Linked DNA regions of Homo sapiens: region 2 is linked to region 1. A link is a loop called in an ENCODE intact Hi-C map of the cell type or tissue named here. Cell type or tissue: PC-9. All regions are shown on one strand. Each heading gives the region's core, and the rest is flanking DNA. Links, peaks and the distances in the headings are about the cores only.

The links. Peaks named below come from ENCODE experiments on the same cell type or tissue, not always from the same donor. Only the 100,000 strongest peaks of a DNase experiment are listed, where the experiment ranks them.
Region 2: a loop joins it to region 1, with 5 times the contacts of the local background. A loop is called at or near these places in 5 of 110 quality-filtered maps.

Annotation. Positions count from the first base shown.
Region 1 is chr11:119,097,341-119,102,709 of GRCh38, reverse strand. DPAGT1 (dolichyl-phosphate N-acetylglucosaminephosphotransferase 1) reads left to right here and starts at 857. Exons shown (of 9, transcript NM_001382.4): 1 at 857-1,215; 2 at 1,572-1,692; 3 at 1,867-2,080; 4 at 2,302-2,448; 5 at 4,223-4,307; 6 at 4,667-4,855; 7 at 5,159-5,246. The coding sequence starts at 1,055. It also overlaps a transcript of C2CD2L not described here. RefSeq lists enhancers at 1-301, 513-822, 5-1,204, 1,016-1,729. In PC-9, for the core only: CTCF peaks have their summits at 2,068 and 2,269 (motif pointing right); DNase peaks (open chromatin) are centred at 429, 809, 1,199 and 2,279; H3K4me3 peaks cover 2,396 bases; H3K27ac peaks cover 1,451 bases.
Region 2 is chr11:118,904,330-118,909,698 of GRCh38, reverse strand. It overlaps BCL9L (BCL9 like), which reads left to right. Exons shown (of 10, transcript NM_001378213.1): 4 at 1,044-1,429; 5 at 2,097-2,216. Among named protein-coding and RNA genes, the nearest start is that of MIR4492, 3.7 kb to the left of the region's middle. RefSeq lists enhancers at 1-438, 2,167-2,236. In PC-9, for the core only: CTCF peaks have their summits at 2,301 and 2,500 (motif pointing left); a DNase peak (open chromatin) is centred at 2,488; H3K4me3 peaks cover 601 bases; H3K27ac peaks cover 1,640 bases.

The DNA.
Region 1 (5,369 bases), core at 218-5,217:
CCCTCCTCAGCTCTTTCCAGAGCCTCAGCCTGGAAATCTCCATCTCCTCCTTGTGGGAGCTAGGTACAATGCAGTGATCCACGGCCAAGCTGAAGTCTCGAGTTAAATCCAAGACCTGAGGGTACTCCCAATCCCTCAGTGAAGTGCTGCGCTGGGTTGCCGGGCAACTAACTGCTACAGCTGGGGCAGAAGGTGGGTGGGATGCTGAGAAAAAAATACCAGAATCGAGGACAAGAAAAACAGAGTGGGAGGGGCTTTTCAAGGATCTACGCTTTAGAATTTACACCATCCTTCCAAATCGTAGCTTTGTTTCCGGGAACTGAGTTGTGTTTACCTTGGCTTCCGACTATGTTGGCAACAGGTTTCCTGCAAGAAACAGGCGCGTCTCCACACCCTCGTCCCTCCTCCCCACCCCCTGCCTTTCAATAGCCATCTTCCTGGAGCCGGAGGCATCCCAGATTAAGGGAGAGGTACGGGCCCTTTAAGCTTGACCTATGGAGGCGGACGGAGCTAAAACTGACGTGGAACCGGAATGTGAGCGGTGTCAGACACGTGGTACAAGGAGGCATTCATCTTGGAACCGGGCAATTGGCATTTCCGCTCTGGGTAGTACATCTTTAACATAATGTTAGGGAAGTATCCGTTCTTGGCTGCCTTTCTTTAATTGCGTTTCCAGTACTCTCTCGGTGATTCTACTCTTGAACATAGGATGAAATTTGGAATCACACTTCTCTTCCACTTCCATCCCCACCCTCTAATGCCCATATTAAAAATGGCGGCCGCCGCCTTCCGCAGTAATGGTTGTTCAGCGAACAAGATCCGGGCGGAAACAGTAGATAGGCGGGTGCAGCGGGGCAGAACATAGGTTGCCTTAGAGAGGTTCCCCGGTGTCCCGACGGCGGCTCAAGTCAGAGTTGCTGGGTTTTGCTCAGATTGGTGTGGGAAGAGCCTGCCTGTGGGGAGCGGCCACTCCATACTGCTGAGGCCTCAGGACTGCTGCTCAGCTTGCCCGTTACCTGAAGAGGCGGCGGAGCCGGGCCCCTGACCGGTCACCATGTGGGCCTTCTCGGAATTGCCCATGCCGCTGCTGATCAATTTGATCGTCTCGCTGCTGGGATTTGTGGCCACAGTCACCCTCATCCCGGCCTTCCGGGGCCACTTCATTGCTGCGCGCCTCTGTGGTCAGGACCTCAACAAAACCAGCCGACAGCAGATGTGAGCAGCGGCACACGGGTCCGGGCAGGGGGCAAGGGCTAAGGAAGGAGTGGCTAGGGCAGGGGCGGGAACCGGGGTGCTTGACCACACGTGAAGACTCAGAACTAACCCAGGCAGCCTGGAACTCGGAGAGGTGATGAGCAGAACTTACTCGCATTGGGGAAAGGATGGGTAGGGACCCTTGGGTATATCTGGGACTCTGGCAGTGGTGCTTTCCTCCCTCCGCCCCCCTCACCACTTACCAGAATAAAAAACCGGGAATGAGAAGACCACTTTGGGTTACTGTAACACCTGCACTAGTGAGTGACCACGCCCCCTTTCCTCTTCCCCCTCGCCCCCTTGCTGCTGGGCCACAGCCCAGAATCCCAGGGAGTGATCAGCGGTGCTGTTTTCCTTATCATCCTCTTCTGCTTCATCCCTTTCCCCTTCCTGAACTGCTTTGTGAAGGAGCAGTGTAAGGCATTCCCCCACCATGAAGTAAGTGGGTTCGTGGGGGTGATTGCCTGTGGCTGGGACCTGGGAGGTACCTGAGAGAACTGGGGTTATTTGGGCTTGTGGGGAGGGGCTAAGAAATTATCAGAAAAGACAGGAATTCTTAAAAGGTGGAATGGGAGCAGGCTTGAGTCATGGACCTGCCCGAGCCTCCCCCAGTTTGTGGCCCTGATAGGTGCCCTCCTTGCCATCTGCTGCATGATCTTCCTGGGCTTTGCGGATGATGTACTGAATCTGCGCTGGCGCCATAAGCTGCTGCTACCTACAGCTGCCTCACTACCTCTCCTCATGGTCTATTTCACCAACTTTGGCAACACGACCATTGTGGTGCCCAAGCCCTTCCGCCCGATACTTGGCCTGCATCTGGACTTGGGTAGGTAGTCCTACCACTGCTGCCCCTATGGCACCTACTTCAGGGAACCCTTCCTGGTGCTCCACATTCTCCTCCAAGTGTTCCTTTTTTGTCTCTGTGTCTTCCCAGATCCTTTCTGGTAGCCCTTCATCCTATCGTCCGTCCTCACCACTTTTCTAAAAATTCTTAAATCCTCCTCCCCTAGGTGGCACTACTTCTTTTCCTACCATCTCTCCCCGCAGGAATCCTGTACTATGTCTACATGGGGCTGCTGGCAGTGTTCTGTACCAATGCCATCAATATCCTAGCAGGAATTAACGGCCTAGAGGCTGGCCAGTCACTAGTCATTTCTGCTTCCATCATTGTCTTCAACCTGGTAGAGTTGGAAGGTAGGTGGGATTGGGGGTGGGGAGAGAGAAGTCTGAGTGTTAAAGGTGTGGCCTGATATATGACTTTGGGAAATTCAGGGGAAAAAAGCAATATGCATAGTAATTATAGAAGATAAGGGAAGCTACTTACTTTGCAAATAACAATGCAGATTTATTAAAAGTGAGAAAGAAAAATAGTAGCCCTGTCATTTATAGCTGGATTGGCACTAATAGCTAGGCCATGATCTTCTCCCATTGAATATAAACAGTTTCACAGAACCCCAACGTTACACAGGGTCATTCTGTGACCGTGATGGAGCAAGACTAAAACTAGACCCCTCCCTCTGTAATCATGTTTGAGCACAGGCAAAACCACAAGAACACTGAGCAACCCACAAAATGGCCAAGATCCCCTCTCTCGGCTAACATGAGCGACTGCTGCTGCTCTCCAATAACAACTCAGTTCCTACCACTTCTTTTTTTTTTTTTTTTTTTTTTTTTTGAGACAGGGTCTCCCTCTGTCATGCAGGCTGGAGAGCAGTGGCGCGATCTTAGCTCACTGCATCCTCTGACTCAAACGATCCTCCTGCCCCAGCCTCCCAAGTAGCTGGGGCTACAGGCATGTGCCACCACACCTGGCAAATTTTTGTATTTTTTGTAGAGACAGGGTTTCACCATGTTGCCTAGGCTGGTCTTGAACTCCTGGGCTCAAGTGATCTGCCAGGCCTCCCAAAGTGCTGGGATTACACTCTTGAGCCACTGTGCCCAGCCAGTTCCTACCATTTCTTAAATAAACATTAAAATGCTTGATCATAGAATTACTCTTGCTTTCTTTTCTTTTCTTTTTTTTTTTTTTTTTTTGAGACGGAGTTTTGTTCTTGCCCAGGCTGGAGTACAATGGTGCGATCTCGGCTCACCGCAACCTCCGCCTCCCAGGTTCAAGCGATTCTCCTGCCTCAGCCTCCCTAGTAGCTGGGATTACAGGCATGTGCCACCACGCCCAGCTAATTTTGTATTTCTAGTAGAGACGGGGTTTCTCCATGTTGGTCAGGCTGGTCTCGAACTCCTGACCTCAGGTGATCTGCCTGCTTCAGCCTCCCAAAGTGCTGGGATTACAGGCGTGAGTCACCGCACCCGGCCATGAATTACTCCTGCTTTCTAACAGCACCCAGTCCAGAGCAAAACTACTTTCTTTCACCCTCTCCCAAAATACCCAAAACAAACGCTACTACAAGCCCCTCCTAACACCCTCTTACTGAGACATTCCGTGGTTCCCAATGGTGTGTGGTTTCTGAAGTCTCCCTTTTTACAACAAGTCATTAAACCTAGCTTTGAACTATAGATGTGTTTCTGATGGTCTTTGGCTGATGAACATCAACAAGTGTTTATTAAAGCTAAGTACTTTTTAAACACTATCTTATTTAAATCTTGTAATGGTTTTATGTGGCAGATGTTATAATCAGCCCTGTTTTACAGATGAGAAAACAGGCTTAGAGAAGTTAAATGTGTCATGATCAAGATCAAGGTCACAAAGCTAAGAAGTAAAGTTGGTATCCAAACTTACATCAGAATGGGCTAAACCAAATTTAAGATAGTAACTAGTTTGGAAGGCTGCACGAAAGAGGTGGAATATTGGGAATTGCCTTGGGTGACATAAAAGGAGTATTGAGTTCTTAAAAGTGACTTGGGTGAGGTGGATGATAACAGCTGTAAACAGAACTTAGACAAAAATAGGACCAAGGTTTGCAGAGGAAGTGGGTATTAACTTTTCCTTCTTTCTTCCTTGCTTCCAAAGGTGATTGTCGGGATGATCATGTCTTTTCCCTCTACTTCATGATACCCTTTTTTTTCACCACTTTGGGATTGCTCTACCACAACTGGTAAGTAGGCCTGTGGATAAGGGGACAACTACCTGAACACATGGCAAAGATGGCCCTTATCATAACCCACCTTGTGGTGGTGAAGCTAAACCTGCGCATACCTCTATGGAGTTTTCTGCGTCTTCAGTTGGTCGTATTCTGAAATTTCTCTCTACCCAGTAGTAGTTAGGGATGAGTGCGTGGAGGCCCCAGGAATAGATGAATTCAGGGCCTTGGATCCTGCAGAGTTGCTGCACAACTGGAGTCTCCTCTGAGTCAGAACTAGGGTCAGGGCTAGTCCAGTGCCCATAGGGTGTGATGTGAGAGAAGGGATTGGTAATGCCTCTTGCCACTGGCTCGGATCCTCTTCCCCCACACAGGTACCCATCACGGGTGTTTGTGGGAGATACCTTCTGTTACTTTGCTGGCATGACCTTTGCCGTGGTGGGCATCTTGGGACACTTCAGCAAGACCATGCTACTATTCTTCATGCCCCAGGTGTTCAACTTCCTCTACTCACTGCCTCAGCTCCTGCATATCATCCCCTGCCCTCGCCACCGCATACCCAGGTAGCCGCTTTTTGGCTTGAAATGGACATCATAGCCTTTTCACTTGGGATATCTAATGCCAGCCTATACATTTGCTGTGCAAAGGGAGTGGGCCCAAAGAAGGGCTATTTCCATGTGAGTAGCCCTTTATAACTTACAAAGCACATTTATTTGCATAATCTGCTACAGTGGTTCTGATAACAGTAAGCAGCAGAGCCAGAAATAGATCTCAGGTTGACTCCACATTCAATGCTCTTCCTATTAGCCACAGGGAGGAGGGTTCAAATAGTGGCCCAGTCACATGAAGCTATCTTCCCCCCGCAGACTCAATATCAAGACAGGCAAACTGGAGATGAGCTATTCCAAGTTCAAGACCAAGAGCCTCTCTTTCTTGGGCACCTTTATTTTAAAGGTAACAGGGTAACAAGGAGGTAAGGCCCTAGGCTGCCATCCTGACCTTGAGGAATGGGGAACCTAGTCCTACATCAGATCCAAGGGGAACTTGAAAGCATTAAATAGATCCACATTCCTAAAG
Region 2 (5,369 bases), core at 315-5,314, 190 kb after region 1:
GCAGAGGGGACTGGCAGCCAGCTATGCTTGCGGCTTCTGGTCCCTTCTAGTTCTTCCCTCCTTAAAATGGTTTGAGCAGACCCCCTCCCACCCTACTGTGGGGTCCGAAGGCCGCCTCTGGCCTCAGTCTAGCTGGAGGTGGGAGCTGGAGTAGGGGGCGGTGCCTGCCTCCCTCCCCCCTCCCCGGAGAAGCCGGCAGACAGGGCCAGGCGGCAGCAGCAGGACAGCAGAGCTGAAATAAATCTGAGCTGGTGTGGAATGAGGGGGGATAAATATCCTCTCCCGTGATGTGATCTTTCCAGCGGCTATTAATAGGTCTCCGGGGAGGGGGAGGCGGCGGGGGGAGCGGGCTGGAGCTTAAAGGGCCCGCAGCCTAGGCTGCAGGAATCCTTGGCTTCAAGCTACACTCCCCATCTGCTTGACACACCGCTCCCCTCCCCCTTTCCTCCTGCTTCTGCCTGCCGGCCTGGCCTGCCAAGCCCCCCTCCTCAGGCCTTCCCCTCCAGCTGTCTGGACCAGTGGGTAGCACTCCCTGGTGTGCGTTTTCCCACTGTCCCTGGGGAATGAGACCCGGGCATGTGCAGTGACCCCAGGTCCTGTGGCCCTTCTCTGCTGGTGTTGGGACATATGGGAGTTGAGGTTTGAGACCTTGGAAGGAGTCTGAAGACAGCAGATCTTAGAAGAGAGGATGCTTAAGTCTGATACAGAGGACAGGGTTGCCACAGAAGCTTGCAGGCTGATGGGTGTTTTGGGGCTGAGGTGGGTGAATTCTGCCAACTCTAGGCCCTGGTTTCCATTCAAATTGTGGAGGCTAGGGGGTGGAGGGTTTCCCCATCTCCACTCCCCAAGGTGGATGAGGGCTTCAGCCCTTGTCTGAGGAAGCCATGGAGGGAGGTAGAGAATAGCTGGTGGTGGTCTTGAGATACCACCCCTTCCCCCCACCCTCCCCCATTGTTAGGGGAGGCAGGATGGGGTAATTAAGTTGCAGGCATGCCTAGCCCCTAGCAAGGTTAACTTTTCACATTTCTCCCACCTCCTCCCAGGTTACCCCACCCCAGGAGGAGAGAAGCTCCAGGGAGCCCGCCGCTGTCCCCCCGCGGTCATTGCCCCCCTGCCCCAGCCAAGCCAATGCACCCAGAAAATAAATTGACCAATCATGGCAAGACAGGGAATGGCGGGGCCCAATCTCAGCACCAGAATGTGAACCAAGGACCCACCTGCAACGTGGGCTCGAAGGGCGTGGGGGCGGGGAACCATGGGGCCAAGGCCAACCAGATCTCGCCTAGCAACTCAAGTCTGAAGAACCCCCAGGCAGGGGTGCCCCCTTTCAGCTCGCTCAAGGGCAAGGTGAAGAGGGACCGGAGTGTGTCTGTGGACTCTGGAGAGCAGCGAGAGGCTGGGACCCCATCCCTGGATTCAGAGGCCAAAGGTACCCCATTTCCTCATCCCTAAGACCCTAGCATCTCCCATAGTCCAAGGCTCAGATGTTCTGGGAGATCACCTCTCTGCTCCCTGCTTGTCCAGTCCTCATCCCACGTTCTTCTCCAGTATTTCTGCATGGGTACCTTTCAACACCCACCAACCAGATCATTCGGGATTGGGGTTGGCCATGATGCCACCCATGGAGGGGCCACACAGAGTGGTCGGACTTCTGGACTCCTTCCCCTCCTGCTTTCCCACCAGAGCTCCAGAAGGGGAGAGGGAGGTGCCATGGAGTGAGGAGCAGACCCCAGACCCACACACTTCCAGGAGCCTCCGTATCCCGGCTGGTGGGAGCCCTTTGGGAGCAGGCACTGGGGCCTGGAAGAGTAGCAGCAGCTCCCCCTCCCCTCCAGCCCTAATTAGAACCAGTTGTGGTTGGGGATTATGCTGTACTTGGTGTTGGGGGGGAGGGGAGACAGGCATGGGGCTATAGAGAGAAATCAGAAACAAATGGTGGCGTGGTGGGGGCCACGGGCTGGCGAAGTGCCCACCATGGCCTGGGCAGTGCCCTCTAGGGTGGGGCATCTTAGAGAATGGATCTGGGAGGGACCCTGGGTGTGGGAGAATAATGGGGCCTCTAGGCACTCACTCTTTCCTCCGTCCTGCCTGGGCAGAGGTGGCGCCGCGGAGTAAGCGGCGCTGTGTGCTGGAGCGGAAGCAGCCGTACAGTGGGGACGAATGGTGCTCTGGACCGGACAGTGAGGAGGACGACAAGCCCATTGGGGCCACCCACAGTGAGTGCCTGTCGATGCCAGGGTGCTGTAGCCCGTGATGTTCCTGGGGGATGGACTTGAGAGGACTGAGCCTGGGAAAGAAGTGAGGACTGGGAGTCCTGGATTTTTCTCTCCCATCCTACCTCTCAGACTCTGTCCCTCCCTACACTGCAACTGCCTCGCCTCTGCCTTCCAGGTGCTCAGTGACCCCCTCTCCCTAGGGACCCTAGGTGGGGCAGAGTGGAGTGGCCTCCTTCTTGGTCACGTCACCTGCACCTCTACCTGTGAATTCCTGGCCTATGCTGCCACCTACTGGTTAGTGGAGGGAGGGCGGTGAAGCGTCCAGGGACACTGGGAGCCGGGCAGTTGGCTCTGCTGTGCAAAGCCCTGCTAAGCCTGGGTGTGAGTTGCCACTTGGCCGTGTCTCTAGTGCCCTTCCCTAACCTCTAATTGACTCCTGGCAAGTACCCAGGGTGTGTCACCAGGACAAGAAGTGGGTGTGGAGGGATGCCCACTCCTCCTCTGATTCTTTTATGGATTCGCCTATATCTTGTCCTTCCATGAGTGATGGGGGAGAGCCAGATGTAACCCCTGCCCCTGGGAAGCTTGTACATATTTTTTTTCCCTCAAAGTTTACGTTTACATCTTTTTGAGGAGAGAGACATAAGAAACTAGCCAGAGAGGCTGGGTGTGGTGGCTGTCACCTGTAATCCCCAGAATTTGGGGAGCTGAAACCGGAGAATTGCTTGAGCCCAGGAGTTCAAGAACAGCCTGGCCAACATAGGGAGACCCCATCTCTAAAAAGAGAGAGAGAGAGAAAGAAAGGAAAGAAGTAAAGAAAGAAGAAAAAGAAACTAGCCAGAGACTATTAAATTGTGAACTCCTTGAAGGCAGGGACCATAGAAAGAAGAAAGAAAAGAGTACATTGGCTACTTTGCTACTCTGTTTTATTTAATCCTTACAACAGCCCTGTGAGGTCAGTGTTATCATGATGCCAATTACAGAGGAGGAGAGAGAGTCAGCAAATGTTATGGAGTGAGCAGACTATGTCTGTGACAGGGGTGTAGAGGGTCAAATACCAAACCTCTACAGCTAGCTGGAACCTCACAGACCATCCTGTATCAGTTCTCTCTCCCCCGTGGGACTAACCTGGTGGTCGCCAAGCCTCTGGCTGAACCCTTTGATGATAGAAGCCTTTACTGCTTCCCAGACCAGACACCTCCCCCCATAGCCACCACCTCCAGTTCACTTATGTCACATCAGACTGCACCATTGTAGAAACTTTGTGAGTTTTATTTATTTATTGTTTAGAGACAGGGTCTCTCTCTGACACCCAGGCTGGAGTGCAGTGGTGTGATCACAGCTCACTGCAACCTCAAACTCCTGAGCTCAAGTGATCCTCCCATCTCAGACTCCCAAGTAGCTGGGGCTCAGGCATGTATCACACCTGGCTAATTTTTGTAGAGACAGTCTTGCCATGTTGCCCAGGCTGATCTTGAACTCCTGGTCTCAAGCGATCCTCATGCCTTGGCCTCCCAAAGTGCTGGAATTACAGGAGTGAGCCACTGTGCCTGGCAAACATAGGGAAATACAAAGTAGAAATTGCTAACATCCCATACTCAAGGCGACTATTTTAGTCGTACTACCCTTAGATTCTTTTATTTATTTATTTATTTATTTATTTTTGAATCGGAGTTTCACTCTTGTTGCCCAGGCTGGAGTGCAATGGCACGAACTCGGCTTACTGCAACCTCTGCCTCCTGAGTTCAAGCGATTTTCCTGCCTCAGCCTCCCGAGTAGCTGGGATTACAGGCACCTGCCACCACGCCTGGCTAATTTTTGTATTTTTAGCAGAGGTGGAGTTTTAGCATGTTGGCCAGACCGGTCCTGAACTCCTGACCTCAGGTGATACACCTGCCTCAGCCCCCCAAAGTGCTGGGATTACAGGCGTGAGCCACCCGGCCTGATTCTTTTTTTTTTTTTTTTTTTTTGAGACAGAGTCTCACTCACTCTGTTGCCCAGGCTGGAGTGCAGTGGCACAATCTCGGCTCACTGCAACCTCCACCTCCTGGGTTCAAGTAATTCTCCTGCTTCAGCCTCCCAAGTAGCTGGGATTACAGGCATGCGTCACCACGCCTGGCTAATTTTTGTATTTTTAGTAGAGATGGAGTTTCACCATTATGGCCAGGCTGGTCTTGAACTCCTGCCCTCAAGTGATCCGCCCGCCTCGGCCTCCCAAAGTGTTAGGATTACAGGCATAAGCCACCGTGCCCGGCCTGCCCTTAGATTCTTGAAGAGTTCTTACTGGAGGGGCGATAGAACGTAGACATTGACAGGACTAGTTCTGCCATCAGGCTGCCTTCGTTTGCAACCCAGGTTATTTCTGTAAATTTGGGAAAGGGCCTCAGTTTCCTCATCTGTAAAAGTATTATTTATCTCATAGGGTTGGTATGAGGAGTAAATGAGGTTATACATGTAACATGTTAGCTTTTATCATTGTTATTGTACTAGAAAGTTCCTTGTTGGACTAAGCCCTGCCTGTCTCCCCATAGCTCGTATCCAAGAGCTACTCAGCAGCCTTCACACATTGAGGTCAGCTCTCAAGCTCCCCCGCAAATTTCTGGCTCTGCTCTTCTATGTAAAATTGGATAGATAGGGTCCAGAGCAGGGCCGTTTTGGGGTGGGTCCATCAGAGAAGAAGGTGCAGAAGAAACTTTTTCCAAAGAGGGCAGCCTGACACTGGGCCCATGGGAAGGTGGTCACTGCCCTGGCTGGATGGAGACAACTTCAGGCAATCTGTCTCCCATTAACTGAGAATGCTGGTACTTACTGTCTGCGGGCCAGGAACTGTGACTTGCTTTTCTTGGCATGCGAATGGGTCTACCCACTCACCTAGACCCGTTGTAGATTTTTTTCTACGCTAAGACTTACAGTCAAGTGTCTAACCATGGAACAAAACTTCCCTTGGTGCTGAGGGCAGCTGGTCTGTCTTGAGAGTGTTTCCAGTATGTCAGCTTTTTCTAACTGTTTTTTCTTTCTTATTTTTATTTATTTATTTATTTTTTTGAGACAGTCTCGCTCTGTCGCCCTGGCTAGAGTGCAATGGTGTGATCTCGGCTCACTGCAACTTCCACCTCCTAAGTTCAAGCAATTCTCATGTCTCAGCCTCCTGAG